2 separate regions of the Mus musculus genome follow, and region 1 is linked to region 2. Evidence: chromatin loops called from intact Hi-C (ENCODE). Cell type or tissue: left cerebral cortex. All regions are shown on one strand. Links, peaks and the distances in the headings refer to the core of each region. The heading gives the core; the rest is flanking DNA. Region 1 holds the start of Csmd2 (CUB and Sushi multiple domains 2). Region 2 has its middle 55 kb from the start of Gm40256.

Region 1 (15,324 bases), core at 4,980-12,979, 130 kb after region 2:
GTACTGAGTTTGGGTAGGGTCATTATTTGGGGTGGAAGGAGTCTCTGCAGGCATAGTAGGATAATTAGCAGCAACCTTAGCCTCTGTCTCCCAGGTGCCAGTAGCACCAATCAATGTGATAACGAAAAAAAAAAATGTCTGCTCTCGTGGTCAGATGTCCCCTGGAGGGAAAAATTACCCTCTGCTAAGAATCTCTATTTTGGAAACTAGATGTGGTTGCCCACCCACTTTAAGCCCAGCAATCATGAGGTAGAGGCAGGCCAGTGTACTCTGTGAGTTCAAGGCCTGTGAACTCTGTGAGTTCAAGGCAGGCCTGATCTACTAAGTTCCAGGACAGTCAAGGCTGTTACACAGAGAAACCCTGTCTGGGGTAGGGGTAAGGGGTAGCAATCCATGCCTAAAGGGTCATCTCACCCAACAGGGGGGCAGAGTGTCGGGGGGGGGACTATGAAAGTTTACCTGGGGAAGGTGGCATTGAGCTGAGCAGTAGTTAGGAAAGGAAATGATGTTGCAGGCAGGGGAAGTGGTGTGAAGAGGGTAAATGGCTGTTAAGGGGGGGGGGCTTTAAGTAGCTATAATAACCCAGGACAGCCCCCCCCCTTTGCTAGGGATTATGATATGACACAAAAAGGGAAAACAATGATTTGTCTTGTCCCCGACGCGAGCCCTGCTTCTTTCCTTCTTCCAGGATTGGAGATTTTCCCAGAAGAATAGGAAAGTTTGGTGGCCCCAACACTCAGTAACACTGGAGGGTAGCATGATCTCTGGCCGGGCTCACTTCTTCCTCTGTATTGTGGAGCTGGGTGGAGCTGGGTGTGAGTCCTCCTGGGCTATTCATCCATGACTCTGTCCTAACGGCACCAGCAGCACCAGCCTCACCTCAAGAAATCCTCTGATTGTCTAATCACACTCAAGACTAGAACCCCATCCTCAGCCACTCGAGCCTTCCTTCTGTGCACAGCCCTGGCTCCAAATTCCCTCTTCAGGCTCTGCAGACTCACTCCTCATAGCTGAGCATCCATCCATATCCACCCTAGCCCTCACAGGGCACCCTCACAGGGGACACTCACAGGGGGCCCTCACATTGCGCCCTCACAGGGGACCCTCACAGAGCGCCCTCACAGAGGACCCTCATATGGGACTCTCACAGGGCACCCTCAGAGGGGACCCTCACAAGGCATCCTCACAGGGGACTCTCATAGGGTGCCCTCACAGGGGACCCTCACAGAGCACCCTCACAGGTTGCCCTCACATGGGACTCTCACAGGGCACCCTCAGAGAGGACCCTCACAGAGGACCCTCACAAGGCGCTCTCACAGGGGACTCTCACAGGGGACCCTCAGAGAGGACCCTCACAGGGCTAGAGCACCCACTACCTGCCCCACCCCCACCCCACTCTCATTCTCTCTCCCTGAGCTTTAAAAGACTTTTTTATTTTCTTTTTGGGTCAGAATGAAAATTTCAGGGCACCCAGACCACAGTCCTTACTTGAATCAAGCTGAGCTCTCCAAAGCATCAGGCTTTGTTTTCTTTCTAAAACAAACTCTGATCTTATCTAGATATTAAGCTTATCTTGGCAAGTCACTACACTGCATTGGACTTTTTTTTTCCTTCTCTCTCTCTCTCTCCCTGAAATGTGATATTATGAAGAGACCTTGACCTGGGGCTGCCTATTGCTTATCTGGGGAATGGAAGGGGTGGGCAAAGAGCTGACTCTGGGCTGACAGCCACACTATGCCAGGCTTGAGGGAGGGGGCCTGGAAGACCTCTGGTTCAGCCTCTCTGAAGGTCTCACCATTGCCCCCACCCCTCCAGCCTCGACTTCACCAACGTGGAGCTCAGACAAATGTGGTAGCCTCTGAGTGACCAAGCTTGTCCCGTGTTCCTCTCCTTCCTCTTCATTTCTCATAGAGAGGCCAGAGTACCCGAACAGTTGTGTCACTTGGTTCCAATGGGCTAGAGATAGAAGTATACCTCTGAAATCAGTACTTATCCACCTTCCACAGTAGGCCCTGCTACAGACCCCTGTGATGTTCACATACTATCAACAAACAAACAAACAAATCCAGAAACCAAAGCCAACCAAACAACCCAAAAACAACAAACAAAACCCTCTCTTTTACTCCTTTACCTAGCTCCATGCCTGCCAGCCAGCACTCTACTACTGAGCTCCACCCTCATCCCCAACAGACACCTCCTTACATACGTATTCTGATTGCCATCCATCTATCTGCTGCTCCTCCACCCGAAACGTCCTCCCAACTTGATAGGGACTGAGCTGTGCTCCCACTTCACAAAAGACAAAACTTGATCCCCCTCCCAGCCCCCATTTTTAGTATGTGACTTGGTTTGGAGTTAGAGTTTTTAAAGAGGTGATTAGGTCAAAATGAGACTGTTAGGGTGTGATACTGATCCAAAATGATGGGTCCTTCTGAAAAGGAGGAAGTCTGGATTCCTGTGTGCAGAGAGGGGTGAACAAGGGAAGATGGGAGGAGAAGTCATTTGTATCAACAAGCCATGGAGACCTCAGGAGGAACCAAGCCAGGACCCAAACCCCCGAGATCTTGAGAGGAAATCGTTGCACAAACCACGCAATGGGTAGCTATCTCAGCCCTAGCAAGCAGATATACCTCTTTCCTACTACATAAGACTAAAGTCCAAACCCTCACCAGTCCAGTCCTGGAGATCTGTAGGATCTGCCTCCTGGCTGAGGGGGTGGGGTCCTTCATCTCTGTTAATCTCAGTCCAGCCTTACCCTCTGTAGTGGTCTGAATATGCTTGGCCCAGGGAGAGGCCTTGTTGGAGGAGGTGTGGCCTTGTTAGAGGGGGTGTGGCCTTGCTGGAGGAGGTGTGGCCTTGTTGGAGGGGTGTGGCCTTGTTAGAGGAGGTGTGGCCTTGTTGGAGGGTATGTGGCCTTGTTGGGGGTGTGTGGCCTTGTTGGAGGGGGTGTGGCCTTGTTGAAGGAAGTGAGTCACTGTGGAAGTGGGCTTTGAGACCCTTTTCCTAGATGTGTGGAATGCAGACTCCAGGCTGCAGTCGTGTTAAGACGCAGAACTCTCAGCTCCTCCTGCATCATGTCTGCCTGGACGCTGCCATGCTCCCCACCATGCTGGTAGTAGACTGAACCTCTGAACCTGTATGCCAGCCCCAATGAAATGTCCTCTATAAGAGTGGCCTTGGTCACGGCAATGGAAACTGTAACTAAGACACCCTTTGTCACTTGGAGCCTTCCACAAGGAAGGCCTTGCATGATCCCTCTCTAAAGAAACCCCTCTGCAACTTGATGAATTTTAGGACCATTTTCAGGGTCACGTCAAAGAGGACTTCCCAGACACACCCTGTGAAACTCGCTCCATATTCGCTCTTGTTTCCTTCATCGGGAACCTTAGGCATGTTTGCTTACTTAAATAGCTCCATCAAGTCAAGTGCCATCCACTATCCTGGGTATTTCTTATCTAACACGGCACCCGGACACATAGTAGCGCTCAATGAATATTTGTTGAGTAAATGAATCTTCATTCTCTTCAAGTCCTTATCGTGCATCAAGGTCCAGCCCAGGTCCTCTTTGAATTAGTCTTCTGATATACCAAGTTCAAAGCCCACTTAGTGTGCTGATATGGCTCTATGTGGCATGCCTCTCCATCCGTGGTGATTATAACTGTCTGGCTGTATCAGTTACCTGTGGGTTTCCACCTCTGTTTCCTCCCAAATCGGGACCACACTCTGAGCATCTCCACGGGGCTCACAATACAGCCCAGTGCAGGGCCGCGGAACACAGGAGGCGCTATGTAAACGTGTGCAGACCCAAATAGATCAGAGTAAGCCACAGAGGTGGGAGAAGTGGGTCGTTTTCAGGGATTGAAAGTGTGCTCTGCCTTCCACAGCCCCTAGGAAGGGTGGGGAGACAGTCATAAAGGGCGAGCCTCAGCTGTCGGTTCCAGTCAGAGCTGGTTTCTTTGGTAGGAGAAAATTCCTTGGCTTTGAGCCTCAGAATTATGGAAAAGCCCAGCTGTAGGCTGCAGAGGTCTCGCCACCATTGCAGGTCGTGCCTTTCCCTGGAAGAGAACCCTGCTTAGGAGGGGGGAGAAGGGTCTAGCGTGTACCCTTGGCATGACACAGCCAGCCAGCAACCCCCACTCCCCACCCCTGAAGGCCACAGCACCATATCCTCCCCCACTCTGCAGGGCTGGTGGGAAGACACAGCCAACCTCAGCTAGCTGAGCTCTTTGGGGGCCTGGGCCTGGACAATGAGAAACGAACAGCCCCCTCCTCGCTACCCTAGGCATATAAAGCAGGCCTTTCACTGAGGTTTTCTGGCCGCTTCAGTTGGTTCTTGGCACTCAGAGAGACTGAGTCGGGATGGGCCAGTGTGATGGGGGTGGGGAATGGGACCCGCGATTCACAGGATTCTCCATACCCACTCCGGGGGCCACCAGGCGCCTTCCCCAGCTGTGGGATGAGCTCATGCAGGGAAACCGGAACCGCCAGGGTTGGGGTTGGGGCAGAAAGAGAAAGACTCGTACCAAGCGCTCTGAGAAAGTGTGGCTCTGTGGAGCAAGTTTTTGGTGGGAATAAGAAGTAGCGTCCACTCCTCCTCCATATCCCCCTCCACTCCAATCCCAGACAGAACCCCGAAGCCCTATTGTACGCCTTTCCTGAGAAATTCACAGGCTCGCCGCCGACAGCTGGTCAACTTGGGTTGCAGAAACCCCCTAACCCAAGTTGCCAACCCTGAAGTCCCTCTCTTAACCCTTCCCAGGAAATGTCCCGGCCTCGCCGCCCGCCATCAGGGTTCCCGGGCTCCTGAGCCTCCAGGATGACAGAACGCCAGCTTGGCCAAATCACTTGATTGCCAGACTGCCTAAACGCAAGATCTGCCTCTCTGGGTGACTCTGGCAGAGGGGGGTGGGGTGGGATGTACATCGGCAGGTGCTTTTACGCTGCGCTCGCCAGGCGGAGCCTTCTCCCCCTGCCATGTTGCTCGCGGTCCTCTCCGGCCTCCCTCATCTCCCTAGGCGTCTCTTCGCCCTAGGCAAGAGTTTGGCGTAGGCAACGAAGGGGCCCTCGTGACTGGCAGAGCAGCCTAGGGTAGACCAGCCTGAGACCGCTGCTGAGGCGGAGGGGGGTTGGTGTGTGTGTGTGTGTGTGTGGGGGGGAACTACGCTGCGCCCTTGTGGGTCTGAAGGCAGCCGCTACCAGCCTGTAGAAGATAAGGGTTCACTTCCTTGGGAGAAACTCATCTGGTTTGGGGCCCTGGTTGGGTGGGTATGGGGGACAAGCAGAGTCCAGTCACTTAAATTAGAGGGTAAATTGTTCAAGGGACTCGTACACAACACTTCCATCAATCCCATACCCGCTCCCGCCCCCAATCTCAGTATACATCCCTGCGGTTTTGTCTTAGACTAGGGGTAGGACTGCCCTGGACTGAATGAAGGGACCATTCACCACCCCCACCCCTCCTGTTTCACTCACCCTTCAATTCTTAACCCTGTCTTCTTCTGTGTCCACGAACCCATCTCCTGGGGTGGGCTACAGCTAGCTGAGCTCCAGAGTGTCCTCCCCAGACCCAAGACTACAAGTTCAAAGCCAGTACCCAAGATTTTCTCGCAAGACCCACGACTCCGGGGAACTGCAATCTTCTTTGGTTACCTCTCCCCAGACAGTATTCCCATTTCCAAACGTGGAGGAGGCGTGTGTGTGTGTGCCTGAGTATGCAAGAGTGTGTGTTTCTGTGCGTGAGTGCGTGTGTGTGTGTGTGTGTGTGTGTGTGTGTGTGTGTACACGGGAGGGGATGTACTGATGGTGATCTTTTACATGAAAACCGGAGGACTGAACTTAAAAGAAACTGGTCAATTGTAGAACAAATAGGAATAAACAACCCTTTAGATGTAATTTGTGGTTTATTAGGGGGTGCAGGTGGCGCTGAAGAACACCCCCCCATCCAGTTTTTTTTTTTTCCTTAACTGCGCCTCCACCCCCAGCATTTGGAGCGGCGGAGAAGCGGCTCCGGAGTGATTAATCCGGGGATAATTCACCCCCCCCCCGCCCCCCGGCGCGAACCCCGCGAAGCGGGATTGGAGCGAGTCATTTCCGAGAGCGCAGCGCGCCTCTCCCCGGCCGGGCGGACACTTGGTTCATTCCAGCCGCAGAAGCTCAGGGCTCCCGCGTACCGGGATTTTTTTCCCCCCCTCCCGGAGCAGGAAGAAAAAAAAAAAAAAAAAAAAAAAAAAAAGCTACAGAGCTCTCCTGACCTCCTTTCTCCTCGGCGGCGGGCGAAGCCTCTCCCTCGGGCTGCTGGCCGCGCTATGCCGCGCTCGCGGGGACCGGAGCAAGGATGTTGCGGCTGCCCGGCAGTGAGGGCTCGCGGCGAAATCGGGATTTGGGCGCTTGTGCCGGGTACCGGGAGTCGCTGGGGCCGCCCGCCGCCACCACCACCGCCGCCACCACCGCCGCCACCGCTGCTGCTGCTGCTGGGCTGGGGGCTGCTCAGTGCCTCGGCTGCCGCGGGTGAGTCTGACCGCGCCGCCCGCCCCACCCGAGCCCACCCAACCTCGACGCGGTCCCAGTCCCTTCCCCCACCTCGGCTTGGCTTCCTTCTTCCGATTACCCACCCTGCTGCTCATCCTCCTCTCTGTCTGCCCAGATCACCTACTCCATCTTCGACCACATCCTCACCTCTACCCTCATGGATGTCCCCAACCCCAGCTACAACTTAGCCGGATCCGGCCGGTATGGGGGGCCTGGGAGACAGACATCCCCCTCCATGGGTTGCGGGCCACCTGGACTGTGGCTTCAGTTTCTCCTGTCTCCCAGCCCCCCAAGATGCCAAGCTTTTCCGGGATAAACTTTCCCAGAGCCATACTCCCCCATCTCTCCCCATTCCGCCTGGCACACCCGTCCTGGGGGTTGGAGAGTCTCGGCGCGCCCCCTCCGCGTCTGGAGGGTCTGTCTTTCCCTGCCCCCGCCCATTTTCTCCGACCAAAGCCTTTGCCCCCGCCCAAACAGCCCTGAGACTGCGGTCACCACCCACCTCCTCAGACGCCCTCCGCCCGCCCCCTCGGTGCTTGGGCTGGGGGCGGGATGCAGGTGGGCGCGCGCCCAGGTCGGGGGTCCGTGCAATCTTTCTTGAAGGGCTCATGTGAAGATCTGAAGGGGGGTTGAACCACTGGAGGTGGAGGAGGAGGTCGTGCCGGGTGGGGAGGGAGGAGGGGGAATGTCACTGCCAGGGTCCGTGCCGACACATCCCCTCTACTGGCTCCTACTCCGCGCCAAAGTGCCCTTTCCCGCGCCCTGCTGCAGCCAAACGCCTGGGCTGCGGCATCCGTGGCTCGGGTGGCAGACTCGATCTCCTTAAGCCAGCCCGGACAGACCTGAAGGGTGTGGAGAGTCGCGGGACTTTAGGATGGATGTGTGGTTGCAGCTTACAGTTCCTGGGAGAGAGGCATGTGGACCCTTTAGTGAGCCCAGTTGCTCTAAAGGTTGTTGGTTTCAACTGGTCTTCTACTTTACCCACGGCACCTTCAGATGCTTAGCCACAACCTAGAAAGTTCCGTGTGCCCGTGGGGGGACCGGTCCAAACGGGGATGCCTGGAGCTGCGTTTTCACTTTACTGGATGCTGACACCCGCTGGGGAAGAACACCCGAAGCACCTGATGCCTGGGCCTGGAGCCGGGACACCCCGCCCCACAGTAGTGGTTTTGTTGTTGTTGCTTGTTTGCTTGGTGTTTTAAAACCACAGGTTGAGCCTCTCAAGCCTTGTCCTGGGCCATCCCCAAGCCCTGGCGCTTCTTGGAAAGTGTGCCCCCTCCCGTGGTTGGCCAGTGTGTGGTAAAAACTCTCATGCCCTCTCTGGCTTTCAGCATCTTGTGAAATGTCCCATCAGACGTTGTCATTCACCATATAACCATTCAGTGTTGGGGTTTCCTGTCAGGGAGGGCTCCCCAAGACAGTCTTGTCTGTTTATCCCTACTTGACCGGACTTTCTCAGGTAATCCTAAGAAGTCATAGCCACTGACACCCAGAGAGGGGCGCCCGCGGTGCGCGTGCCTCTCTCAGCTTAGGCCTCTCCGCACACCCACACCCACCGGGAGGCCGCTCACACCAAATGCTTCTGGTCACCAAGACTTATCACATGAGCTGTGGGGTCCGTTGTTACTTGCTGTGGGGCCCATTGGATGTTTGTCCAGGCAAAGGCCCCCTTTGCCTTGGCCAATTGGAACTTGTTTGGGATTGCTAGATTTGTTTTCCTTGCTAGGTTTGCCCCTGCCCCTTTGAGTATGCCATGCCCCTGGGGAGAGAAAAAGGCCAACTCACCCGGGCCTGCACAGTATTCTGCAGTGCTGGAAGGCTGCCTTTTTGAGATCCATTTGTCGTTGTCTCTTGGGTAGGTACCTAAGTTGGAGTGTATGTGTGTCTAAAGGAGGGGCAGTTGCTCTCTGGTGGGCCCAGACCTGGCTCCCAGAGCGCTCACTTCTTTTGGAAGCTTTCCTGTGCATTTCCACCAACTATCCGGCCTTGTAGGCAGCAGACATTTGGAAATGGAGTTAGTGAAGGGAGGTGGGCAGGAAGTGGTGTGAGAGGTATGGGAGAGGCATTCTTTTTGTGATCTCTGCATACTGTTGACCATGAAATGTGCTTTGGGGCATTTAGTACTTCCCTGGGCTGGAGAGATGGACTGTGAGGATTTGTGTGTATGTACGTGTGTGTGTGTGAGTGTGTGTGTGTGTGTGTGTGTGTGTGTGTGTGTTTTCCTTGTCCATGCCTGTTTCCTTCCTCTCCATCCTTCCTGGCCTGCCTCCCATCACACTCCTTCCTCCACCGCTGTAGGACCCCAGCCTCCCTAGAGACCTCTCTTCAATTACCTGCCCCCCCACCCCCACTTTCCCTCAGTCATCCTCTCTCCTTGAAACCTGCTTCCCCTCGGCCTGCAAACACCTGTATCTTTCACATAAAACACACCAAGAAGATGTCTTGCTTGGCCTTCCTGAGCCCATTCAACCACTGTCTGCCCAAACTCTCTTCAAAGGCGGGTATTTCATCCATTTTCCCTGCTCCTAGCCATTCCCTGTAGCTTGGCATTGAAACGTACCTATCACCCGATCACCTCACTGCTGACCCCCCTGTACTTCCCCTGCCTGTGCCTATGGTCCCGGCCCTTTGAACCACTCCATTGCAGTCCGTTAGGATTCCGGGTTTCACCACCTCTCCCTCTCTAATACGAACACTCAGCTTCCTCCTTGAAGTATGGTGCCCAGGAACAATCAATCAGCCGGTCCTCACTCTCCTGGTGAGCTCAGCCTGCTTAGTCCTCTAATACTGTTCACATGCTTCCAGACAGGTCTGTCCTGCCAAATGTGGTGTCTGCTGCCTTCCTAGTGTGTAGATAAGCTCAGTCTACGCAGCCTGCGCAGGCACCTGCCCTCAAGGCACCTTCTCAAGGCCGGAGCACTCATGTCTTTCCTCCAGAGATGCCCAGGTACCCAGCCTTAGGTGGGCCCTCCTTTCCTTCCATGTTGTTGGCCACTGAGACCTGAAATTAGACACCCTCCTTTCTTCTCCAGAACTGCTGCTTTTCTTTGGAATGAGAGCCTAGGAAGAGAAAGAGAGAGAGAGAGAGAGAGAGAGAGAGAGAGAGAGAGAGAGAGAGAGAGAGAGAGAGAGAGAAGGCTGGGATGTCTTCTCGCTTTTTAAAAATTAGGTATTTTCTTCATTTACATTTCCAGTGCTATCCCAAAAGTCCCCCATAACTCCCCCCCCCCACTCCCCTACTCACCCACTCCTACTTCTTGGCCCTGGTGTTCCCCTGTACTGAGGCATATAAAGTTTGCACGACCAATGGGCCTCTCTTTCCACTGATGGCCGACTAGGCCATCTTCTGATACATATGCAGCTAGAGACACGAGCTCCGGGGTACTGGTTAGTTCATATTGTTGTTCCACCTATAGGGTTGCAGATCCCTTTAGCTCCTTGGGTACTTTCTCTAGCTCCTCCATTGGGCGCCCTGTGATACATCCAATAGCTGACTGTGAACATCCACTTCTGTGTTTGCTAGGCCCCGGCATAGTCTCACAAGAGACAGCTATATCAGGGTCCTTTCACCAAAATCTTGCTAGTGTATGCAATGGTGTCAGCGTTTTGAGGCTGATTATGGGATGGATCTCCGGATATGGCAGTCTCTAGATGGTCCATCCTTTCGTCTCAGCTTCAAACTTTGTCTCTGTAACTCCCCTCGTTCTTTAGAAGTGCTTTCAACTAGGACAGATATTAAACTCTATATTAAGGAGTTCTGATTTTTTTTCTCCCATCTCCTCACCTTTATGGTTTAAAAACTAAATTTTAGCCAACGTCTTTTGCATTGCTTGTCACTTAAGGGCTAACTTTTAGTCTGTCTCTTGCATCAGAAGGACCCACTGTTCTGTCATGGTACCCAGTTAATGTAAAAGTGTTGGTCTCAACTACAAAACTGAGCACCAAGGAACAGTGCTTTAATTCTCTTAGTAGCCCCAGCACCCAGCTCTGCCAGGCCTGCTCAGCATAGAGCTGCTGTTTGACGGACAGCTCTTCCACCAGCAGATGGTTTTCGAAATTCTCTTCCGTGGACTGTTTTCCAGGGATTGTTGATGCAAGACCGAGTTTCAGGGATGAGGGAAGCCAGCTGTATGTAGAGGTAACACAGTGACAGACCCTGACTTCCCAGGTGTGTTTCCTTACAACTAAATGTCACAGGTTGGTGAGCTAGTGTTCTAGGTTCTAGAAGCATAGCCACAAGTCCTCAAACCCCACCCCCTGTCCCCAGCTCCCCACAGGGGAATGCCCAAGGAAAGGCGGTTAACTGCTCAGTCATCAAGGTGTGTTTGGGCTTGAAGTCTCATTTACAGTTGATGTGTCTGACTGTGTGTGTGTGTGTGTGTGTGTGTGTGTGTGTGTGTGTGTTAATAAATAGGCTGACTATAGCTTAGTAGGCAGTTCTGTAGCTAGGGTTGGTGACTGTATGACTGTTCAAGGGGAAGCTAGAATTAAAGAACTGGAAAGCTTAGTGTGCAGGGTCTTAGACACTGATGGGTTCTGTTGGTTCAGAGGAAGCCAGCAGGTGGCTTTGACAGCAGCGGCTCCTGTGCCTGGCTTACCCACTTCATCGTCACCGTCATGGTCATGAGAGCAGGCTTCAGGGAATCCAATTGCTCAGCAGAATACATGCTCCTGTTAGAGATCTGGCTGATCTTCAGAGCTCTCTGAGGCACAGGGATCCCCAAACTCCAAAGAAACAGTCATTCCCATGATAGGGATAAGATTCCAAAAGAGAAAGAAAGCTGACCAGGGCTACACTTGCCTTGGGAAGATACAGCTTAAAAGGGGAAGACGGATCTGAGCAGCAACACGGAGGACAAAGGAGGCAGGCGGGGAGGCTGCGTGCTTTTAGCATGCATCCTTCGAGCTAGGGTTTTCAGAAACTTGTCTGGGCAGCCAGGGGAGTGACAGCTTTAGCTAAGGTTCACCGAGAGCTCACTGGTAAAGTCTCCAGCTCTAATGGATTAAGTCAGTTTCTACAGCAGTGTCCCAGGCAGGATTTGGACCCAGGTCTACCTGACTCAGGATCCCTTATACATTCCTACAGATGTCATTCATCTCCGGGGACACACGCGGTATCAGCCACTTGGAATCCTCCTGCCGTGGACCCTGAGCTTCTAGTCATCATAAAAGCCATACTTCCTCCATCTTCAGTGCAGATGTCTGGGATGAGTGCAAAGTCACTTTGTTCTTAAGGCCGGCCAACAGCTATCTAGGTAGAACTCGGCTGCTGGGGCTTAGGCTTGCCCACATAGTGTGAGAGTAAAACCTTTTTCACCTTCTTCCCCAAGACCCTATGAGCTTCAGTTTCTTGCCTGAACTTTGAAGTTTCTGGGGGCGACAAAGCCCTCATTTATACTTTCTCCCACATGGCGTAGGCCCTAAAATAGTATGGGGTTTCCCAATCCAACTTCAATGGCTCATTCTTCAGGGAGAGTCCTGGGTGGCCACCCCCAGGAGCCGTAATCAGAGAAGTGCTTCTGGTACAAGCCGGGTGCATCAAGGCTACTCACATCAAGTCCAATGCTCAGAAAGCCATTGTGTCAGGTCTTGAGCCATCGTCATCCGATGCCTGGGTAGAGCAGGAGCTCGTGACTCCTGGCTCTCCTTTTTGGGGAGAGTTTTCCCACTGAAAACTCCATTGCACTTTCCACTTCGCTGTTGCTGTATCCTTAGCAAATTTGAAACTGAACCTGATCTTTAAGAGGCCGTCAACTCTCTTCTAGAAATCACCATGAGGAGTGTGTGTGTGCATGTGCGTGTGCGTGTGCGTGTGTGTTACTTAAAATAACATAGCTACATGATTGAGAGTGCCAAGTAACTCTTGGAACTTTGTTTGGGGCTCTCTGAGTGGTTCAGGGCTTCCATTGCTGCACGAATAGCCTTTTCCCCCAGCCAGCGTCTCCTTCAGACCCACTGAAGTGCAATTATAACCCAGGAACTTCAAAAATGGGAAACCTGTCCATCTTCTAGGTTTTTCAAAGAGACAAACAGAGTAAGTTCCATTATTAAGTAGCTACATCTATTTATTGATTGAAAGTAAGCAAGTGTGACGGTCGTAACTTTGAAAGGAGAAAGCAGAGAGACGCTGAAATTGAGGCCCTTGGTGGAGGGTCTCATCAGAGGACACGCAGGCATGGTGTTCCAAGTGACTGATGGCTCTTTCTGAGATGAGCGAGTGTGATCCAGTTGACACCGGCCTCTGGAGGTTTGTCTTTCCATTGCTGTCTGTCTCCTCACCCTACCCCCACCCCAGCCTGACTCCCACTGACAGTCATGAAGCACCACATGAGGAGTGTATGTGTGTGTGTGTGTGGGGGGGGAGTCAAAGTTCAGAGATTGGCAGAATTGGAGATGAATGGGTGTGGTCAGATACATTGTATCAAATGAGACGGTGCAAATGCATTGGTTTATTTTCCCCATTAAACTGCCCTAAGCATAAAACAGCTACCTCCACAATAACAACAGCCTGGCTTCCTGGGACCTGTGTGGTTCTGCCTTTCTGGTCCTTGTCACGTGCACAATCCTAGAAGGCTGGCTCACAGCAGAGAGGCCAGGAGAAAGGAAAAGGCTTCTGTTTGGCCCAGAAGTCAGCAAGCTAGTTGTCCAGCTTCCATCGGGCTTATAACCTGGGTGGCCTTGAGATAATGAGAACCATTTCCTCTTTTCAACTGAGTCTCAGTTTCCTTACCTGTAAAATGGGAGAACAGTCAGGGACACCCTGCCTGTGCCAGGATGAACTTAGAAGTCCTTGATCCCACAAAACAGAAGGAAGCCAGCGTTGTTACACTAGGTCCGAGAGTTCACTAGTGTTAGTTCTGTCCAGTGGTAAGGCTCATGAGTGTGAGTTCAACAGTCTGCCTGCCTGTGGTTTGGGATGCTCAGGGCAGTAGGCAAGGAGAGACCATCTCAGTATCCCATTCCTCCACCTTTCCTTGCCAAAGCCAGCAATAGCTGCTTCCCCTTATAAATGGTAAAGGAGAAAGGATTCCACCCCCCCCCCCAAGCTCACCAGACCTCCTGTGTGCAGCCTCCACACCCCTGGCCCCTGGCAGTGGTATTCTGCGAACCTGAGAGAGGTAAAACTTTCACAGACACATCCATTCAGGGCACAAGTTCTGAGCTGCAGTCTCTACACAGCCTGATATATTTGATACAGGTCTTGAAATATGAATTATCTTTATAAAATATGGAGGGGCGTTTCTAAACGTCATTGACTGACACATTTCACCTGGCCTTCGGTTTCCGGTTTCCTACATTGCGTTTTGAAGATCCTGCTGGGCTTCTTCCATCTGTGTGTTTAGCCTGGGACTTGGGTTTCTAAAGCAGTTTTCTGTTAGAAGTTATTTCCATGTTATATTTTTGCACCTGTTGCTCCACCTTTGGCTTTTTGACCTCTGACCATGCTTAAAGTGCTGGATAACCCCATTACATCTTCCATATCTCCTAAGGTTTTCCTGGGACCTTGCTTGATGATAACTGTCATTAGGAGTGGGAGTCTGGGGTCCCCACTAGCAGACTAATTTTGTGTATTCCCCATAATGGTTTGTAGCAGTTGATATGCCAGGAGCTGGTTCTACTCTCAGTACCTAGAGTTTCCGTTTTCCTAAGTCTTCATCAAAACTTAGTATTACCCACTTTTCTGCTTCTGCCAGTGGTGCGAGTTTAAAATGACACCCACTGTTTAAATAGCTGTCTCATTGTCGTCTGATGATTAGTCGATTTGAAAGTCTACCGTGTGCTTGGCAGTCCTTAGGTCTTTCTTTCTGTGACTAGCTCGTGCAGACACCTTGCCTATTTTAAAATTGTACTACTTTCTGCAGAGTTGGGGACTGAACGCCAGTGTTCTAGGCAAGCACTCTCCCACTGAGCTGCATTTACAAACACAAAACCCCCTCATATTTGACTTTGAGACAGGGTCTAAGTTGCCCAGACAGTTCTTAAACTTGTGCTCCTCCTGTCTCAGCCTCCCAAGTAGTTGGAATTATGGGCTTATACCATAAGACATAGGCAAATTGCTAAACTGGATTCTGTCTGTCTGTCTGTCTGTCTGTCTGTCTCTCTGTTTGTCTCTATCTCTCAGGATTTATTTATTTTTACTTCATGTGAATGGGGTTTTTGCCTATATGTATGTCTGTGCACATGTGGTGTGCCTAGTACCTGTGGAGGCCAGAAGGGAGTGCTGGATGCTGCCAGACAGTCATCAACCACTATGTGGGTTGTTGAATCAAACTTGTGACCTCTGGAAGAGCAGTCAATGTTCTTAAATGCTGAGCCATTTCTCCAGCTCCCCATATTAAATTGTTACTCAAATATTTAGGGGTTGATTCGCACTCTGTATATTTGAAGGCATTGCCCTTTGTCATTTTAAAGGTTGCAATTAACTTCTTTCTTTGGTCTGTCTTGTCTGCTGCCTCTTGTTTCGGAGAGAGCTGTTTCACTCCGACTCAGTCCCACATATCACTGTTTTTAATTTTTTGAGGAAGCATTTCTTGTGTCCCAGCCTATCCTTGAACTTGCTACTTATCTTTTGATCTCCATGCATTGAACTCCCAGATTCTGGGGCTATAGGCATATATTGCCACGTCCATCTGGAAGCCAAGCATAGGGCTGTTTTCATGCTGAATGACCATTGCACCAAGTGAGCTGTACCATCCTCAGCAATGTGTAGGGAAGACAGGAGCTGGCTGAGGAATATGAGTGCGTTGGTGAGCTTGGGGACAGGGTACAATCCTAATCCTACCTGGCCCACTGTCT
Region 2 (15,324 bases), core at 3,370-11,369:
GAAAGAAAGAAAGAGAGAGAGAGAGAGAGAGAGAGAGAGAGAGAGAGAGAGAAAGAAAGAAAGAAAGAAAGAAAGAAAACTTCTGAACGTTTAAGATTTCTGTAAATAAATGTAAAAGGCAACCAATCTGGACAAAAACATCTGCAGCCCATGCAGCTGAGGCTAGTTTTGCTTAATACGTCAAAAGCATTTTGCAAATCAATAAGAAAATGACGAATGAACCAATAGAAAAAAAAAAACATGGGCAGGACAAAAAAATCATAAATCGAAGAAAGATGTGCAGATGGCTATTACTAATTTTTAATATTTAAGCCATTTTTATAATCAAAGGAAAGGAAGGAGACAAAAAGCAGCTTAGCTTTTTCAGATGGACTGCTGGTCCAAACACACCCTACTAAAGAATATCTGCTGCTCAAAAGCTTCCAAATGTTCTGTCCATCCTATGACAAGCTCCTGTGCTCTCCCTCTGAGAATTCAGATATTTGATATGACCCAAGGGTTGCACAGGGTAGGGATATCAGCACTTCTAGATCGACTCAGGCTTGAAGTTCCTTCTGGTTCCTTTGGAGACTCAGTTGTGTCATGTGATGTTTTTCTGGAAACTATCTTATGAGAGGATGTTTTGCTGAGAACAGACACGTGGTGTTTTTCTGGGAAGCTGCCTGGAAAAAAGAGTATGTGAAGTTGTGTTAATTCGGACACTTGAGAGAACATGTGATATTTGGAAAGGGTATAAATATAACCCAAACATTGGTTTGCCTTGCCTCTTTGCTGGTCCTCATTGGGTTTTGCTGATGCTGGTTTTCGCTGATGACACTGTGGCATTGGTTCGCCTTACCTTCTTCAATGATCATCATTTGTCCTGACTTCAGAGAGAGAGAGAGAGAGAGAGAGAGAGAGAGAGAGAGAGAGAGAGAGACTAAGAAATTCTGGTGGTGTTCCAGCAGCTTCTTGACACTTCTATGGACTGAGGGCCAATTGGCAGAGCCTCATGGTTTCTTCTGGATTGAACTGCCATTGCTGATTCGTGAGTGCTGTTTACGAATGGATTGAGCTGCTGATTCATCTGAACTGAACTGCTGTTATCCTGACAACACTGAAATCGCCTCAAAGAACTATTTCTACACGGGAACACATCCCTTTTTGCCCTATTAACTTTTCCTCTCCACTATCTCTGATGGGAGATGGGCTAGAAGGGAGGGTAAAGTGCTTAAGTACACTTACTGAAACAGGTTGTTAAAAATCTAAGCCTACACAAGCTGGTTTTGAGGTGAGGAACTTGGCAACATCTCTCAGAATGGATAGAAAGGGCCAGATTGTTAAAGGGTGCAATTTATGCCTTAATGGTGCATTCTTCCTGGATAGTCCTTAAAGATCCCAAGTCTACCCATCCTTTGCCACCTCCTGAGATTCATATAGCCAGTTCTGGAGAATCCTTTCCAAATCATGTCAGCTGAAAGCATAGCCCCTGTTCCTCACACTCCCATGGCAATATGGTGAATGGGGATGGATGGTTGTGCCCAGAGCTATTTGTCCAACTCTCATTAAGAGGAAAGATTAAGAAGTCGGTGAAACTCCAGGACCCATTGCGTGGCCTGGCTTCCTCCAGAAAGAGAATCAAGAAAGTAGCCCATAGCAAAGTGTGGGCTGGACATGGGTCACAAGGTTTGCATTGCAGGAGGCGGCACTGGCTGTTACAGAAATGAGATAGGTGAGCTCTGTTAAGGTGCTTTGCACTGATAGGAGTCTGTCACTATGGAAACTGCAGAGTGGCTGTGGAAACAAATGACTCCTATGATGTGAGTTCTCTGAACCCTGTTACTTCAGTCCAAAGGAAGGAGTCACCATAGACCCAAAGTCTCTCCATCATGGAGTCCCAAGACAGTGGTCCAGGGATGTAATGTGGTTGTTGGTGGTGGTGTCTTCTCATAATGCCTCAGTGGTATACTCTCCCTGGCCAGACCTTAAAGATTCCAAGCCTACCTGTCCCTAGACACTACCTGAGATTCATGCACCCAACTCTGGAGAACCTCTTCCAGGTCGGGTCAACCCAGAGCATGGCACCTGCTCCTCTACCACAATGAAAGTGTCAGTGGGTCTAAGTCCCCTCTGCCTTCCTCCAGATCGTAGGAGTGGATCCTTAGGGCAGTGCTTGAGCACCCTTCCATTCTCAGACACCTCAGACACCCACCACATTCTTCATATGTTTCTACCAGACCTTCCATAAATGATCACACCCCTTCTCCCCCCAATGCAGTATTAAACCAGCATACACGTTTTAACATAGCAATCTATCTTCTTGGGAACGTCGCTTTCAGATATGCCCTTGGCATGTGTCAAAGACATGCAAGATGACATGATTGGTGGTAATAGTAAAAGACAAGAAATAATTTAAATGTCAATCAATGGGGAACTAGTTAGATAAATTACAGACTACCATGCAGTGGAAAATTAGGAAGCCATGAAAAAAAGATGACAGCTGGAATAGATGCATCCACGATATGTTGTTTTTTTTTTAAAGCATAAGGTAATCAGCATTCCATCACTGATGCAAAACAAGAGTATGTATGTGTAGACTATTTCCAGAGAGAAAGCTATCTAAACAAAAGATTCCTTTACAGCCATGAGGATCCTTCTCCATCACATGCAGACGATCTCTAGCCAAACTCCAAAGAAGGGAAGACCCACTTCTGTAATATAAGGTCCTTCCTGGGTAGAACCTAGTAGTCCCAGTCATAGAACTAGGCTCTTGCTTGGAGTTGTCATACAAAAACGAGCTTGGTAAACCCAGCAAAGACAGTGGTAGTGGTGCTCTCTTCTGTCTAGGCAGCTACAACTGCATGAAATCATACAATCAGGTGGCCAGAAATGCAATCCTAAGATGGACTTCACCCTGGCATTGGCTTCAGAGACCTAGCTTCCCCTCTGGTTGGGTCATACCTCCTGAGGATGTAGGTAAAGAGGGTTGGCTTGCTGGCTTATGACTCTGCTCTCAAGAATTCCCTGCATGCTCTCTGGAGTCCTAAGCTGGCCCCCAGAGTCTTCAGCACTTCTCCCTAGCAGAGCAAGAGCTGTCTGACTCAAGTACAGAGAGCTGTTTGACTAGTCAGGGAAGACTTGAGTCCTGGGCTCTGTGCTTATTGTGGATCTCTGCTGGGCCTGTGAACAGTGGGTATCAAACACCAGGGCTAGAGGGTTGAGTACCTCCCTTGAGGATGATCTTATTTTTGGCCCACTTGCTGCTGTTGCTGCTGACATCACTTTGCCATGAACTTACCTGTTACTGATTTACAAATTGTTACTTTCTACTTCCTGACCTGTTGAGTATCTTCTATAAGAGTTCTACCCTACAAATATGCAATGCATGTATTAAGTTCCTTCTGTATGTTGCACATGAGGCCATCTTGACTTATGCTGTGTGCTTAGCATGATGGAACCTTGACAACCACTGTGTGGCAGGCACTGTGGTTATCTTGACACCTACCATGCGCTGGATCCTTAACAACTTGGTAGGAATTGGGGTAATAACAGAAGCAGGGCCTGCCTCCTTGTCAAGGGTCTGACTAGGACAAGTACACAGTGGTCTGGTTGGTTTCTGGGCTTCTCAGAGCGAGTTCAGCAGTCAGCATAGAGAACTCAGTTGGCGAAGCTCCCAGAAAGCTCAGGGCTAGAGAGATGGATGGACTTCATTTCAGGAGAAGCTGGGAGATGTGTGATTGTTTGTGACTGCGGATGGATTGGAGATCAAGACAAGCCTAGATAATTCTGGCAAGCTCAGGGAGCTTTGTGTTTACTCTATGGGTTAGAGGCTAGACCATAGAGTCCAGGCTGTACCATAGCACCCAAGACTTCACTGTGGCCCCTGCACTGCCCATTCCTTTCCTCCTAACAACAGTTTAGGTCATTGCAATTTTCAATAGCAGATTCCTTCTGCCAGACACTCCTAGGAGATGGTGCCAACATCTGTGCCCCTGGCCGCCAGCCTGGGAGTGTGGTCAATGGCTACAGCATGGTACATTTAGCAGCCCCATGTCTACTAAGGGTCATTTTCTTTCCCTCTTCCCTCCTACACATGCTGAATCTGTATCCCAAATGCTGGCCTTGTCTGTTTGGGGAAAGATGGCTCCAGATGGTCTCGTGCCTTGTTGAGATACATCACAAACTCCAACACACTGAGAACTTCTGCAGCCACTACTACAGCCCACAGCATGCAACACCCCTGAGATGGTGTGTGGCAGCCCCCAGCTGCCACTCTGAGTCACCAGCAAGTCTCCTTGAACTTCTCCAGGCTTTTTTAGCGTTTGCAACAGTAAAAGAGGGAAACTTGTGTCTATTTTATAGGGTGGCTCTGAAGATTAAATGAATTAATATATCTGAAAGCACTTAAATCAGTGCCTGGCACACACTTAGTACTCAATAAATATCAGCTAACATCGCCACTAACAATGACATAGTGAACGGCAGGCACCATGCTTCACATCCGTTATGGAATTCTCACACAGGGCTTGGTGGCTGTCGCAGCTGCTGTTCGCTAATAAAGAAACTGAGTCAAATGTAGGAGAAGGAGAGTGGCATTAAGGAAGCAGAAGAGCTGAGGTGTGAGCCCAGAGGATCAATCCTAGCAGATGACTCCAACCCAGCAGCAACAGATTCTTTGGATGGGTTTGCTGGAAGCATCATTGGGCACCATGACAGTTGCCCTTTTTACTAATGCCAGGGACCATTCCTTGTGCAGATGGTAACCTGCATCCATGTCCCCATAGGGACAGCTGTTGGCTCAGATAAGGTGGTTTGAATAATGACAGAGAACTTGGGATGGAGTCACAGTTACCTACCACTGAGCTAACTGCTTCACCTTAATGTCAAACACAACTGACTCATCTACAGATGAAATAGAGACATGACACAGACAAGTAATTGCTCATCAGCACACAGCAAGGCAGTGGCAGATGTAAGACTTGAACCCTGGTTTGGCGCCAGAGGCCACATGGTAAATATGGCCTTAACTGTGTGAGAAGCTGGGAGGTTTGACATCTTGCCAGAACAGAGCACATGTGTGGGGGGTTAAAGGTTAATCTTTAGGAGATCCTATGCCTCAGCCAAGCAGAAAGTAGCCCAAGCTGCTGGGATATGTAAAAGAAGGGGAACTCATCAGGGGCACAGGACTCCAGTTGTTCCTGCCTGTCATGCTGAGAGATGAGGAGGAGGCTGGAGAGGACAGCAAGAAATGCACTTGTCTGGGGGATGAGGGGAGCTGGAAGCTGACTCTAGGGCATGAGGGCATGCAGCAGCTCTCTCTGGGCATCAGTTTATTGGGGCACACATTAAGGTGGTCAGTTTCTCTAAGGACTAAAACTCTCCCGTTTTTATTTCCTTTGTTCTCTCATGAGAATTACCGGTCATTATAGAAAGAGAGACCTGTAACAGGTTGATGCGTCTGAAGATGGAGATGACACCTCTCCCTCAGTAACTTATCTTTTTGAGGGTCCTGGCTGGCTACAACAAACACTGCTGACATTGGCAGTTTTGAAGGGGTGAAGTCTATAGTACTGATGTGGTGCCTCAAAGGGTCTGTCCTGGTTAGCTTTAATCGCCACTTTCAAACAGCCTAGAATTATCTGGAAAAAGAGTCTCCATTGAGAAATTGCTTAGATCAGGTTGACCTGTGGTCATATCTACAGGGCATTGTCTTGATTGTCAATTGATGTAAGAGAGCCCAGCCCACTGTGGGCAGCACCATACCCTAGGCAGGAACTCCTGAACTATAAAAAGCTAGCTGAGCAGGGACCTGCTGCCTGCCAGCAAGCGGCATCCTCCATGGTTCCTGACACTATCCAGAGAGTCCCTTGGTCTGAGGTCATGCTGTGTGGATGATCCATCAGGCCTGTCTTGAACTTCCCATTAATAATGGATTATAACCAGGAATTGCAATCCAAATAAACTGTTTCCTCCCTATGTTGCTTTGGTCAGGATGTTTTCATCATAGCAACAGAAATGAAACTAGAACAAAGTCCCAAAGGTAGAGTGAATTCTGTGCAACCTCCCAGATCCAAACCCAAACCAGAGGGGAAAGATGGAAAGGCCCTGAATTTACTCTGCACAGGAAACCAGCATAGGACTTGTCTTGTGAACGAGGTATCTTTCACCACTGAACATGTCTTCCCCATCAGAGAGTTTGTGCTACCGTTGGCAGACGGTGTATTCAACCAACGATATTTTGCTTCACTCTGTTTTAGCCATTGCTTTTGAGACACGATTTCTATGTAGTCCAGGCCAGCCTCATATTTGTCATCCTCCTGCCTTAGCCTAGCATATCCACCACCACACCTGGCTTCACACTGAGTGAGAACCAACCTGTGTCAGGCACTGGGATAGGAGCAGTTCAACTGACACAGTGATGAAGGACACCATCCTGCCTTTGACCTCAAAGGTGTAGATACAGCTGGATATTGAGAGGGACTCTCAGGGATGAAGAGGCAGCTCAGCCAGCTGTCAGTTGTGGATCATTTGTCTAGTGTGTGTAAAGCCCAGAGTTCAATCCTTCACTCTGTAACAACAACAGACTACTAAAGATTTACTTGTGCAAGTGTGAGCCCTTGTGCATGTAGGTACACTCGGAGGCCAGATGAGAACATCAGATCCTCCTGGAACTACAGTTACAGGTGGTTGTGAGTTGCCCAACATGAATGCTGAGAACTGAACCCCATTCCTCTGAAAGAGAAACAAGTGCTTCTAACCACTGAGCCATCTCTCCAGTCTCCAACAGAAGACTCTTGATTGCTGGGCTGTGACATTTTGGTGGGTCATTGACCACTTGAGGAAAGCTTTGAACATGTGCTGACACAAGGCAGTGTTTCACAACCAAGTCTGACCTTTGCATTGCCTGCATCCAACTGCCCAGCCCCCATACCCACACGGCTGAGCAGAGGTTGGCTTGTAACTGGCCCTGCTGAGGAGATGACACTGTCATGCAGCCACACAGGAGATGGAACCTGCAGGGATGCTGCTAGAGCGGGCAGCGCTAGAGTCAAGGGAAGCCAGCCATGATTAGTGAATACAAGTTCTAAGGGGGAGTGGGTAGGCTAGCTCCACAAGCTCAGGGTACAGGAGGCAGGATGTGCAGAGAAAAAAAAAATCATGTGAGATGAAAAATGGCCAATGGGAGAGAATTAGTGGCAGGTGGTCTTGCTTAGGGTTGAGGGACTTGAGGACACGGGTAGAAAGCAGACAGCCCTTGGGGGATTAGTTGGAGGAGCAGGAGGGTATGATAATGTGACACAGAGGAAGTACTCAGAGAGTTAGGAAGTGACTCCATCAAACTCAAGGCCCTCCAGATTTTCTCTGCAAAGAGTCATCAGCATATTGAAAGCCCACTGGTGTTGCCAGGACTGGATTTCTTCTCCTGGGCTCTAGTGGGTTAAAAGCACCTCCTAAGCTAAAATTTGGACACTTTCATGAACACTCAGAAATGACTCTAGAAGCCAAGCCTGGGTATCAGTTGAATGGTCTGAGGAGGCTGGGGTAGGATCAGAGGCTCCAACACTCCTCCTTTGGTTAAATCTGGGTAGGAAATGGGCTCCATGAAGAGGCTTTAGAGACTAAGAGAAGTTGGAATTAGAGGACCTGCCCCGAAGCTGGCCATCAAGTCGCCCTCCATTCAGAGGGTGTTCTCCAGGTCATGGTCATCCCAGAGCTGGGAGTTGCTGCTTCTGGAAGGAGGCTCCCACAGGACAGAAGCCATTTCTCCAGCTCTTGTTCTAGAGATGCAAACCCGCAGAGCCTGGGGTCTCCCTCTGTGGAGTGGGGAGATTCATAGAAAGAATCACTCAGTCAGAAAAGGACCCAACACCACCCCAAAAACCAACTACATCTAAGTCCAGGTTAGTGAACCAACCAGTTTATTGGGGGATACTTACAGGAGCAGAGAGGACTCTGGGATAGCTGCGTTAGTGTGAAGCCCATCCCAGCATATGTTACAGCTTGTGAAAACGGAATTCTTAGGGTCACCTACACGACTTGAGGAAAAGTCTCTTCTTGCCCAGAAACTGTTTATTGCTTGAGAAGGGACCTCAGGAGTCCCATAACTTTCATGGGAATTTCAGGAGCCTCCCCCTCCTCCCACAAGGGAATGCTTCCATCTGGAGGTAGCAGCTGTGTGATGCCCTCCCTCTGTGTGACCACCATGGATACTTTGCATCTAAAGGTTTGTAACCCTCGATGGTCTCTATAACCAGGGGAAGAGGAAATGGCAAACCGAGGGTTCTTGTCACTGTCCAAGATCACAGTCGTGTAGGTCTAGAATTCAAACAGGGCGCTGAGAGCCAGGTTGTTGTGTCAATCTGCCCCCTTGTCATTTGCACTAAATTGGCATCTCTAGTCACACCACAGGGACATCTTGTTTTATGGCCTTTCACATGGCATTTCTGTCACCACAACAACCACGCTTTTGGCAAGGACATAGACTCAGCTCTTGTTGACTCTCTTGCTGGCTAGCTTGCTCCTACTCTCGCCTGGGGCATCATGAGCCCCAGGAAGCTGGAACACATTTCCACCCTTGCTCTGGCTCCTTCCACACGGCAACGGGTCCTTCCTAGCCTCTGATTTTTAACACCAGTGCCCCTGCTTCGGTAATGTTGCACAGTCTTCACTGGAATTCCAGCTCACCCACCACTCTGCCAGCTGACACCCTGGATTCAGACTAGCCCAACCTGATCCATGCATGCTGGCTCCCGTCCCATGAGCGCTATCTCCCCTTGCTAGAATCCCTCCCTAAATATCTACTGGTGATGTCACAGTCTTTAAGCCAGATCCCCATCCACATTTAGTCCAGCTTTCCCCAAGCCCAGAAAATCATCTCTCTCCAAAACTGGTTCTGCCAGCTGAGATTTTTCTCTCCTTAAATGGTCTAGCTCTGGAGGTCCAAAAACCTGTCCCCAAGTTAACTGTGATCTGCAGTGCTGCAGCTCAGCCTAGGAAAGGCCTGGAAGTTCAACAGATTGGCCACCGTGATTGACAGGAGAAGTTGGTCCTTCTGTCCCATCTGGCACATCCTGAATGAGCCCAGGCACTTGGCCCTTGAACAAATGTTACCGTGAGTCGTGACTTGACTTTTTCCTGACTTATCTCCCATAGTAGACTGTGGTGTCTTGAGCTTAGCCTCCCATTTCAGGTCAACAATAAATAATTCAATCATTGGTTAGAGGAGGAGGAAGAGAGAAGCAAGCTCATTTACTGGACACTTGCTTTGAAAAGAGGCACTTAGCAGTGTCTATGAATTGAGGACTCAACCCAACCCCAGTTCATAAATTGATGCCCTAATACATAAAGTAAAGATATTTAAAGATAAAGCCCCTGGGGGCTAATTGGGGTTAATGAGGACATAAGGGTTGGGCCCTTGTGTAGGAGATTAGAACCCTTGTAGAGCCACTCCTCTCTTCCCCCCTCCACCCCTCTCTCTGCATACAAAGGAATGAGGTCATGGGAACACACTGTGCTATGGTGACTTCTACAGGCCGAGACAGCAAGACTCCAATTAAAGCCTACCTTCTCATCTACCCTTCTTCCCTACAGAATTCCAGCTTCGCTTCTGTTGCTGGTGTGCCCTGTGTGCTTCGTGGGTCCGGTCTGCAGGTCAGGTTCTCATCATTCACCCTGCCATGGTATAAGCCTGAACGCATGAACATCACATTCATCCGAGCTACAGCTGAGCCCAGCCAACTGGGTTCCCATCTCAGCTCTGAGAGTTACCCTTCATAGCCTTAGGCAAGTGTTTAAGCTGTCTGGGCCTTAGAAGCAGTACCTATTCCATGGGCTCCTTGAGGGTTTTAACCCATGTGGAGTCAGACAGAGAGATAGATGCCTGCAGTGTTGTAAATACTCAATAAACACAGTTATACGTGTTATCTTTTCTGGTGGGAGCCATAAAGGGGACATCTCATCCTTACATCTATGCAAGATCAGGCTTCTTGGAAAAGGAGGGATTAGGTAACAAAGAAAGCTGCCTCATTTCGCATGCCTTGAGTTTGATTGGCATGTGATTCTACCAATAACCTAACAGCAAACCCTTCAACATGTTGGCATGACAAGTCAGAACCTTGAAACAGAGCAAGCCAGAACTTTGGTCTCGGTAAGATAGGATTCTGTGTTCTACGGCCCCATCGAACCATCAAGGAAACTGAGGCTGGAGGACGATGAGCAAGCAGAGAAGTAGGTCCCTCAGGATCACACAGCTACATAGCGGATGGGGGACTCGAACACACAACCCAAGCCTCTTGTCATCGGAACCAACAGAAGTGGGGGCTTGGAGAGAGGAGTGCATGGCTTGGAAAGGAGGTGAGGGAGGGGCTCCCTTCGCCTGATTCCACTCGGAGCTTCCTGGGGAAGAGGTGTACGAGCAGGTGCCTGCCTGCCTCCGGTGCCTCAGCTGTCAATAAAACCCCCAGCTTGGCTGTGGCAAGCTGCAGATTCATGCAAATGCAGGGCCTATATTTAGCAGTAATTTAGCTGTCATCAGTCAGAGAGAGAAGAAAAAGCCCTCCCCAATGTAATGGGTATTCATATCCACTACCTACTCTTCTGGTGCCTCAGAAATCCGAGGCAATCGGATGGTGGCACAAAGGGGAGCTGACTGGCTTGAAATATCTGACACCACTCCCCCACCCCCACCCCAGGGCAGAGATGATGGGACAAAGGTCCGAGGACAAAAGGAAGGAGGGTATGTTGTTTCATGGGGCGTAATGAGGAGGAGGCAGCAAAGGAGATGAATCAGTGGTACCCATGAGTCAGAGGATGTCAGAGCTGGAAAGGTCTCCGACAACAAGCAGCCCCATCTCCCGGGAAACTGAGGCCGGGGAAGGGATCATCAGCACAGTAGTTCTGGCTCTAATCACCTTCAGCTGAGTCTCGTTCTCTGTGCCAGATAGTGTGCTTAGCCCTGGCCGGCCGTTACTAGTTCCTCCCAGTAACAGGAGCAGATTAGAACAAGTGCACCCCCCTCCCCGAGGCTCAGAGCTAGGTCTTGTCTGATGCTGCTCACCCTTGTGAACCGTTTCCCAGCTGACACTTGCCAGGGCTGGACTAGACTTTGTTTGGCTTAACCAACTTCCTGGTCTTTATTTTTCTCCCATGTCACATGGGCACAGGGATGGTGATTGGTGAGAAAGAAGGAAGAGGCAGGGAGATGTTTGTGATTGCAGTGGCTGGAGAGTTAGAGGAAGCAAATACAACCAGGCAGCCATCAGGCTCCTCAGAGGGAGTGTCTAGGGTGTCCCGGAGGCTGGGAGGAGGGGCTGCTTTAGAAAAGATGTGTAGTGGGGGGAGGGGGGGGAACGGGCTTTACCTTTGTAATAATACAGGGGTGAGGGAGGCATAGATGTAGAGACAGAAGACAGAAGAGACTCACTCCCTTGCCTAAAGGAAACCAGGTATCACCATGTAAGGGGCCGCAGAGGGAATGCTACTCAGTGAGCACACTAATTTTGCCTGGGTCAGGAAGGAGCTCTCAGCCCACAGAACCTAACTATAGACTTTGAGAACAGCCGTGCTCCTTACCGTGAACCATCACCAGGCATCCTCCTCCCAGGCAGACTCCCAAGCGCTGAGAGCTAGCGTGGATCTATGAACCGGGTCACACAGAGCAAGTCACCCAACCTCACATTTCAGCTTGCTCAACTATTCAATGGGGATAAGGAAATCCCTCCTTGGTGACTCTCGATAATGTGGGAAGTGTGGAATTCTGAGCCTCGATCAGGCTGGCCTGGGTCAATGCTCTGTGTGAGCTGTTATCATCATCATCGTCATCGTCATCATCATCATCATCATCATCGAGTTTGTTGTTGATGAATCTGAGAAACTTCTGCCTGACCAAGCAGGTGTGTAGAATGGAGTATCTTCCCTCAGTAAATCCAAAGTGATGAAATTACTTTCCTGATCTGCCACAGGCTGTTCGAGCCAGCCGTTCAGATAACACACAAACACATATTTCCATACAGTCCCCCACTACCACACAGCCCATCTCCTCGGGGTTGCCCAGGCATCTGAAGGCCACCTGGCTTCCCATCAGTTGTTTGGACCCAGAGTGATGCCCGGTCGCTCCTCTTCTGGGTGTACCCTAGGGCTGCCTCTGCATAGTCACCCACCCAGGCTCTAGTCACCTGGGTCAGAGACCCAAGGATCCCTCATCTCTGTCCTAGAGGCTTCAGATAGTGAGTGCAACCATAGCATCAGCACTTTGTAGCTCATGTGGACAGGAAAAATTGCGGCAAATAACCACGCTAATGGAGGGAATGGAGGGAGAGAGACTGATATTTCCAGGCCACAAGATGAAGGACCAGCACTTCAGATCTCAACCAAGTGCTTCAGCAGCTGCGGGCTTCTAGAGGAAGAAGAAGGAAAAAAAAAAACCAACAACAACAGGAGAGTTTGCCAGACTCCGTAGCACATGCCTGTAATCCCAGTGTGTGGGATGCTGAGGTGAGAGGATTACTGGTTCAAGGCCAGCCACTGCTACAAAGTGAGATCCTGTCTCAAAAACACCAAAACAAACTAACTAGCCTCTACCATGGTGACTTGGGAAGGCTGTGAGAGAAAGTCCTGTCTGTTCAGCTGCTTCTCAAAGGGCCACCTTGACTGTTCTCTTCTGCAGCCATTCACCAGAGCACATGTGCACAGAGCTCAAGGTCACCAGCCCCTGGTGGCTCTCACTGTGGGTACTGTGCAGCAGCAGCAGCAGCAGCAGCAGCAGCAGCAGCAGCAGCAGCAGCAGCAGCAGAAGCAGATGTAGCCACAGCAGCAGTAAACATTTGAGACTGTCAACTCCCAGGGTTCCCCTACATCTGTTGAACACAGAATCAGCAGCACTAGGGGAGGGTCTCCCTACAGTCAGTTTTAATAGGCCCTCCAGGGAATTTTGGCAGTACCTGCAGGTTTGAGGACCACCAGTCTAGTCAACAGTGGTCACATTTTGCTATTAGAATCATCTGGGGAACTTTCAGCACTCCCAATGGTCAGCTCACAGTCCAGACCAATTAAATCATAGTCTCTAGGGGTGGGACTCAGACTTCTTTGCTTTCAAGTCTGCCCACCCTAGGTAATTCTTGATATCCATGGAGGATAGCAAATCACTGATCTAAATATTTAATAGACAAATCCGCAACCTCTTTCCAATTCAACTGCACTTAACAAAAGCCACGATGCAGTTTTGCTTCCTCTTAAGAGGAGGAATCTCAAGTTTATGCCGTGCCTACTGGAGTCTAATACATCATTGTATCTCTTCACCTAGGAGTGGACACCGGGATCACATTCTTAGGGAGCTCAAAGTCAGAAACAAAGCTATCTTTAAGGCAAACTACACAAGCCCCGTCTAGTCTCAGGCTAGACCCTAGGTCTAAAGCTATACCACAGCATCACAAGCTATCTAATGTGAACACCATTTCTCATCATTTCTATTTCAGCTGCAACAGTTATTTCAACTTCACATCAGCTCTCGGGAATGACACCACCAGGTGAGTCAGAATTCAGTAAGTCCAAATCTGCACACTTCAGTCAGACATAAAGAGTAGCTTGTCTACATTCTCATCAGAGGACAGAAAAGGAATAGGAGCCCTCGAGAGCATGGCACACCAAAAAAAAATGTAACTTAGAAGAAGTCTTTGCCAGCATAGGTGAAACTTCCAACTTTGGTTCTTCATCCATGTAAGGAGTCTGTGTATATGTCAACATACACATGTGTGACCAGGTATGTGCATAAGGAGGCTAAAGAATGTCAGGCATCTTGCGCTGTCATTTTCTATCTTAGAGCGTCTCTCTGAACCTGGAGCTGGGTGATTGGCAAGCCCCAGCGATACTCCTGTCTCCAACTGCTAGAGCTCCGGCTATGTGCATGCACATAGCCATGCCTACCTTTTTACATCACTTCTGCGGATTTGAAATCAGATCTTCATTCTTGCGCTAAAGCTCCTCTTACTAACCATGTCTTTTACCTATCACCCAGTATTTGAATCCCCCTCAACCAAATTTCAAAGCTGTAATCCTACTCTTGGAAAATAATCATTTAGGAAACAACAGAGGCAAAACTTCATCATTAAGGTATTTATTGGAAAGCCACCCACAGCAGCAGAAAGAACTGAGAGTCCTAAATAAGAACATAAGTAACAACACTGTCAATAGTGCTGAGCCTTCCCTTGTCCACAGGGCCCTGAAGCAGGCACTGCAGTAAGAACTTTATGCGGAACGATTAAGCCATTTGATGACAGTCACCCCTTAGCATATCAGTGGGATCCACATCCATGAATCCAATCAACCGCTCTCAAAAACATTCCAGAATTTTTTTCATCTGTAAATGCACGTAACACGAGGAAGAATAGTCCTTGTGTTATTTAAGTCATGTCAACTTGGGGGTCTGCAACCAAGGTGTAACGGCTCTGCCAGGCCGGTTCGTTAACAACACGTTGAACTTTCTTGTTTCTCATTAACATGCCACAGCTGTCTGTGTAGCATTTCCATTGTATGGAGTATTGTGAGTGCGCTGAAGGTCACATGGAGGTCAAAGGGGGTTCATGTAAGTTATATGCAAGCACTGAACCACTGTGCATAGGAAACCTGAACTTCTGTTCTCAGAGGTCCTCATACTAATCCTTCTTGGAATCCGAGCCACATGTGTATATTGTACAAATTACAGTAATGCAGCCTCCCACAAATTTATCTTATGAGTATTATCAAGTAATAGCTAAGCCCACCCCACTGGGATGGCAACTACATTGTACCGGGTTCCCTTTGTCAGTGGCTGTGGCTGTATAATACTGTCAAGTAACTTGTAAAGTCGCTTTGTCGCTTCCGGACCCTCGGAGACTGCAATAACTGGGGTCACACCCCCTAGAGCCCCTTGCCTGCCAACAGTCACCCCATAATACACATATGACACAAGGAAGAAATAAACCTGTGCTTTTGAAGCCACTGAAGCATGTGACCAAAGAATAACTGCCTTTCCTGACTGATATTTTACATAACATTGATCCCATGAGCCTTATGAGATTCAGCCCTATACGTTACTTCTACCCATCCATAGATGTATAAACTGAGACTAGGGGGTTGGGATTCAAATACTAACTTGCCCACCTATAACTGAACTCCGAGGTTCTGAATGTGGCCAGCTAGCTGAAGGCTGTGCCCTTGCTGGATATAGTCAAGAAATGGCATGTCCACTCTGAAGGCCTGTTAGAAGGAAGTCATTGAGATCCATCATTTTAAGACTAACTTGGAAGCAGGGGTGGGGGTGGGGAGAACACATCTGATGAAAGAGCTGGTGAAGGAACTATCAAGCCATGG

The links. Hi-C counts contacts between places; a loop is a spot of excess contacts. Peaks named below come from ENCODE experiments on the same cell type or tissue, not always from the same donor. Only the 100,000 strongest peaks of a DNase experiment are listed, where the experiment ranks them.
Region 1: a loop joins it to region 2, with 2.6 times the contacts of the local background. A loop is called at or near these places in 2 of 42 quality-filtered maps.

What each region holds. Positions count from the first base shown.
Region 1 is chr4:127,981,765-127,997,088 of GRCm38, forward strand. Csmd2 (CUB and Sushi multiple domains 2) reads left to right here and starts at 6,280. Exons shown (of 71, transcript NM_001281955.1): 1 at 6,280-6,507. The coding sequence starts at 6,306. It also overlaps a transcript of CK137956 not described here. In left cerebral cortex, for the core only: CTCF peaks have their summits at 8,019 and 11,087 (motif pointing right); DNase peaks (open chromatin) are centred at 5,047, 5,699, 6,147, 6,860 and 5 more places; H3K4me3 peaks cover 3,676 bases; H3K27ac peaks cover 2,668 bases.
Region 2 is chr4:127,851,030-127,866,353 of GRCm38, forward strand. No RefSeq gene overlaps it. Among named protein-coding and RNA genes, the nearest start is that of Gm40256, 55 kb to the right of the region's middle. In left cerebral cortex, for the core only: no CTCF peak of the experiment used is centred there; DNase peaks (open chromatin) are centred at 4,178, 8,183, 8,785, 10,054 and 2 more places; H3K27ac peaks cover 2,714 bases.